Regions from separate parts of the Homo sapiens genome. Here region 2 is linked to region 1. A link is an interaction called in ENCODE POLR2A ChIA-PET data of the cell type or tissue named here. Cell type or tissue: HepG2. All regions are shown on one strand. Each heading gives the region's core, and the rest is flanking DNA. Links, peaks and the distances in the headings are about the cores only. Region 1 has its middle 9.5 kb from the start of C1orf53. Region 2 has its middle 62 kb from the start of C1orf53.

Region 1 (2,929 bases), core at 224-2,723:
TCTGACTAGAACCTTGTGTTTGAATTAGAAGGCAGCAGAACATAAGACTGAAAAGGTATTTCAGGCGTCAAGGTGTGGGAGTACCACAAAAGCCTAGGTAATTAGTTAATATTTTATCCTACATGTACAGTTGTGATATTGAGGATTTCTGAACCAGAAAACGACAATAAAAATATGTGTACTATTTTGTAAATAGTGTTGAGAATGAATTAGAGAGAGAAGAGACTAGAGGCAGTAATTATAATTTAGGGAGCTTTGCAGTAACTTAGGCATGAAATGATAATGAACTAAACCATGTTAAATTATAATAGAAATTCAAAGGAAGGGAGACAAAGTATGAGAGAAGAATAAATAGAATTTGGTGATTCAGTTGGATATAGGATAAGTTACGGGAGAAAAAGGCAAGTATTTGGTGCCCTTAAATATATTTGATAGTGTGATAAAGACCAGTTCTCTCATTTGTAAAATTGAGATGATTATATATTTAATACTTATCTTAAAAGAATGTAAAAATTATAGTTTCTGAATGTACTTCAAAAATTATGTAAGACTATATAAATATTAGGGCATCTCGACCATATATAAGGATTTAATTTGGGTACTGCAACAGGAGCTAGTAGGTGTGTCTCTATTCCTTAAGGCTGTTATAGCTCGTTGTGTTGGGAACTGCTGGGAGAAGGGACATATACATTTTCCTGTGTTAAAGAAAGGTGTGAAGAGCAAAGGATAACAGTGGTAAGTCAGGAATGCAAAGTAGAGTTGAAGAATGAGGGAATATGAATGGTGAGTGAAGTAAACTCACTTCCAGGCTGAGTAGGTTATGTATCTTTCAGCAAACCTAAAGGATATATCTTACAAATAATTGCAGCAAAAAATAAAAGGAGCCTGATTTCTTGGATTACTACTTAATGGAAAACTGTCCAGGAGAACTGACTGATGAGAAATATCAACAATTGATTTTGGATAAGTAAAAAATAAACTTTTTCCCCTTTGCAGCTTTATCAAGGTAGAATTGACAGAAGCTTATATTTATGGTGTACAATGTGATGTTTTCCTATATGTATTTATTGTTAAATGATTAAATCAAGCTAATTTGCATATCCAACACCTCACATTTTTTTTTTTTTGTGGTGATAACTTTAAGATCTAATCTCTTTGCAATGTTTCAGTATACATTATTGTTAACTATAGGCACTATGATGTACAGTATATCACTAGGACTTACTCATCTTGCATAACTGGAACTTTGTACCCTTTGACTAATACCTCTCTGTTTTCCCCTCCCCCAAATCCCTAGCAACTATTCTATCTCTGCTTCTTTGAGTTTGACTCCTTTAGATTTCCCATATAAGTGGTATCATGTTGTCCTTCTGTGATTGGCTTATTTCACTTAGCATAATGTCCCCCAGCTTCATCAATGTTGTCCCATATTGCAGGACTTCCTCCTTATGGCTGAGTAGTTCTCCATTGTACATATATACCACATTTTCTTTATCCATTCATCTGTTGATGAACATTGTGGTTGCTTCTATGTCTTGGTTGTTCTGAATAATGTTGCAATAAATATGGGTATCTCTTCAAGATCCTGATTTCAATTCCTTTGGATAAATAACCAGAAGTGGGATTGCTAGATCATATTGTAGTTCTATTATTAATTTTTTGAGAAGCCTTCATATTGTTTCCCATAGTGGCTGTACCAATTCACGTTCTCACTGACAGTGTATGTTAGGGTTCCCTTTCCTCCATATCCTTGCCAACACTTGTTATTTTCATTTTATTATTATTGTTGGATAATAACCATCCTAATAGATACAATATCTCATTATAGTTTGGATTTACATTCCCAATTATTAATGTTGAACACTTTTAGCTATATTTACAAAATAGAATCCTATACATGATGAAAAGGAATGTGCTAAAGCTACATGAATTAACATAGGTGCATCTCACAAAGTTAACTGAAAAATCAAGTTTTATAAGGTTGTATAGCTGTATGAAATCATTTATGTAAAGTTGAACAACATAGAAAGCAATACTATATTGCTGAGGGATACTATATTGTTGAGCAATACTATATTGTTGAGGAGCAATACTACATTGTTGAGGGATATACATGTAGTGAAAGGGATATATGGTATCTTAGTCTGTTTCTGCTACAACAAAATATTCGATACTGGGTAATTTATAAATAACAGGAATTTATTTATCACAGTTCTGGAGGCTGGTTAGTCCAAGATCAAGGTGCCAGCAGATTCAATGCCTGGTGAAGGCTGCTGTTTCCAAGATGGTGCCTCTTGCTGCACCCTCACATGGGTGCAAAAGGGGGACAAAAAGGAATGAACAAAAAGGGGGACAAAAAGGAATGAACACTGTGTCTTCACAAGGCAGAAGGGAGGGAAGGGTAAAAGAACCTAGCTACTTCCCTCCAGTCTTTTTATAAGGACATTAGTCCCATTCATGAGGGTAGAGTGCTTATGACCTAGTCACCTCCCAGAGGCTCCATCTTATAATACCATCACATTATTGATTAGGTTTCAACACATAAATTTTGGAGGACCATATAACTAAAGCCATAGCACACCAGAAATGATAAATTCAGAATGTGGGGAGAAGAAATATGCTTGGAGTGGTATGCACAGGGAGTTAAAACTGTGTTTCTAATGTTTTCAACTGGGTAACAGGAATATGGGTATTGGTTATACTCTCTTCATATTTGTATGTGTGTTTGCATATCCATAATAAAATTTAAGAGGCACAAGAAAACTCATCCTTCCTCTTTCACTGGTGTGACAGTCCATCTGTATTGCTATAAAGGACTACCTAAGGCTGGATAATGTATAAAGAAAAGAGGTTTATTTTGGCTCACAGTTCTGCAGGGTGTACAAGAAACACAGTACCAGCATCTTCTCCCGGTGAGGCTTCAGGAAGC
Region 2 (2,929 bases), core at 299-2,798, 52 kb before region 1:
AAGATATCCTAAATATCTCAAGCAATGATATAAAAAACAGAACCACTGCATTACTAAAAGCAGTATTTTTCCTCGTAAAATTTAGATTTAGAGTTCATCAGGTGAGCCATTATGACACTTCCTGGGTTGCCTCCTGGGGCTATAATATTCCATTTTTAGTTTTACTTTGCCTTGCAGCAAAACAATCATTTAATTTAATGAGTGCTAGTAGAACAAGGCTCCATTCAATTATCAGGTCAGATTCCTCCTATTTTTTTTTCCTCATAGAAATGTGGTAAAATGCACAAAATTGAATTAAATTTATTTCTATTAAATATCTTACCCAATGGCACCTGAGTCATTGCTTCATATTTTAAGCTTCTTTCTAAGGAAAAGAAAATCACTTGTCAAAGGATTTATGTTTTGGGTAACACACCAAAGCAGTATGGGGGAACACACACACACACACACACACACACACACACACAGAGAGAGAACAAAAAAGCCACTTACATGAATTCCTTAAGATTTATTTATACCCAAGAGATATACTGAATTTGAGTCCTTGAAATATTTTCTACCTCTCCTCAAGGTAAAGCACAAGCTACATGAAATTCTTCACTTTTCTTATGTCAGCTCCCTGAATGAGAAGACTGCTATCAATTTTCTGATAGGCAAGCAAACTAAAATAGCAATCAGAGAACTTTGGTACTGGGGTGATATAGTTTGGCTGTGTCCCCACCCAAATCTCATCTTGAATTGTAGCTCCCATAATTCCCGCGTGTTGTGGGAGGGACCTGGTGGGAGATACTTGAATCATGGCGGGGACTGTTTTCCCCATACTGTTCTCTTGGTAGTGAATAAGTCTCATGAGATCTGATGTTTTTATAAGGGGAAACCCCTTTCACTTGGCTCTCCTTCTCTCTTGTCTGCCATTAAGTAAGATGTGACTTTTGCCTCCTGCCATGATTGTGAGGCCTCCCCAGCCATGTGGAACTGTGAGTCCATTAAATTTTTTTCTTTATAAATTACCCAGTCTTGGGTATGTCTTTATCAGCAGTATGAAAACGGACTAATACATGGAGTTTTGTTTTTGTTTTGCCAGTTTATGCATTAGCCAAGTAGCATATTTTCGGATTCAGCTTGCGTTTATTGAACCTACTATGTGCCAGTCACATTTTGTCATTTAGGACCCACAAGAGCAAGCTTAGGATCCTCTGCTACGAGGAATCAATGTCTGCTGTACTGTTCCTTCTTGGCACTCATCAAAACTACAACCAACTCATTATTAATGCAATTGTTTGTTTAGTATCTATTTTCCTCCATAGGCTATAAGCTTCACAAAGGCAGAATCTGTGTGTAAATTGTTCATTTCTATAACTTCAGTGCTTAACTCAGAGCACACAGTAAATATTGCTTGAATAAATGAGTTGACAAAAACAAAAACAAAAACTGAAGCTCAGAGGTTAAAATTGTACAAGACCATACTGTTTTGTTTTGTTGTTGTTGTTTTTTGAGATGGAGCCTCACTCTATCACCCAGGCTGGAGTGCAGTGGCGTGATCTCGGCTCACTGCAAACTCTGCCTCCTGGGTTCACGCCATTCTCCAGCCTCAGCCTCCCAAGTAGCTGGGACTACAGGCGCCTGCCACAACGCCCGGCTAATTTTTTTGTATTTTTGGTAGAAATGGGGTTTCACTGTGTTAGCCAGGCTGGTCTCGATCTCCTGACCTCGTGATCCGCCCGCCTCGGCCTCCCAAAGTGCTGGGATTACAGGCGTGAGCCACCACGCCCGGCCACAAGACCATACTGTTAAATGGCAGAGCTGTGTCTAGAACTCAGAGCTTTACTCCAAGAGGAGTGCCCGTTCTCATGTTATTTTCACTTATGTTTATCAGCTGCTTTTCAGAGATTAAGAGAATACAAGAAGGAACATGGAGGCGAAAGATGGCATCCCTGGCTTAACAAAGCAGTATAGAGGGTGTTTTATTCTCCCTGATTGCCCAAACTCCAGGTCTACAAGTCCTCTGTAGACTGTTATTTATTATTTTATTTTTATTTATTTATTTTTTATTTATTTTTAGAGACAGTGTCTCACTCTGTCATCCAGGCTTGAGTGCAGTGGTACGAGCATAGCTCACTGAAACCTCAAACTCCTGGGCTCAGATGATTCTTCCACCTCAGCCTCCTGAGTAGCTGAGACTACAAGCAAACGCCACCTAGCTGATTTTATGTTTTGTAGAGAGGGGTGTCTCACTTTGTTGCCCAGGACGGTCTCAAACTCCTGGCGTCAGGCGATCCTGCTGCCTCAGCCTCTCAAGGCACTGGGATTACAGGCTTTAGCCACTACATGTGGCCTTTTCTAGACTTTTAAAGAATACTATTTCTGCAGAGAAAGACCTCTGGACTTGCACACGCTACTTACTATAGAATAAGGTGGAATTCGTCAGGTTCCCTACTGTACACTGCCAAAAGAAATCAACTAGGAAAATGGCAAAACTGTTTCACTTGTAATTTGTCTCTTTTCTGCTGTGGGGTCCTAATTACAGGAGGTTCTAGGTTAGCCTGACTTGCTACAACAAGTTTAATACTTGAAAGTGGAAATGTTTAAACCATAAACATTAGTAGATTCTAAATATATTGTGTTTTTTATTTTAAAGCATTTCACAGGAATACATTTATAACATTCTTCAAAAGAAAAATCTTCATAGTGAGAAAAAGAATTTAAAGTTTTAATAGCACACAATAAAGTCTGAAATTGTTTTACAGCATAAAATCCTTCAAAGTAATTCAGGAATAAACATCATTTTTCCTGCAAGTGTGAGTCAGGGATAAACATTACAGTAAAACATACTGTAGAGGAGTTTGTGGGACAAAGTCTGCTACTTTGTTCTGGGTTAAGATTCTGAAGTACTCTCATTCACAGTAATGATTGCCAAAATATGGGGTCA

The links. ChIA-PET counts read pairs that join two places held together with the same protein. Peaks named below come from ENCODE experiments on the same cell type or tissue, not always from the same donor. Only the 100,000 strongest peaks of a DNase experiment are listed, where the experiment ranks them.
Region 2: POLR2A ChIA-PET joins it to region 1 with 5 read pairs; 2 of 35 experiments call an interaction of 5 or more read pairs at or near these places.

The regions. Positions count from the first base shown.
Region 1 is chr1:197,891,637-197,894,565 of GRCh38, forward strand. No RefSeq gene overlaps it. Among named protein-coding and RNA genes, the nearest start is that of C1orf53, 9.5 kb to the right of the region's middle. In HepG2, for the core only: no CTCF peak of the experiment used is centred there; a DNase peak (open chromatin) is centred at 1,265.
Region 2 is chr1:197,839,142-197,842,070 of GRCh38, forward strand. No RefSeq gene overlaps it. Among named protein-coding and RNA genes, the nearest start is that of C1orf53, 62 kb to the right of the region's middle. In HepG2, for the core only: no CTCF peak of the experiment used is centred there; no DNase peak of the experiment used is centred there.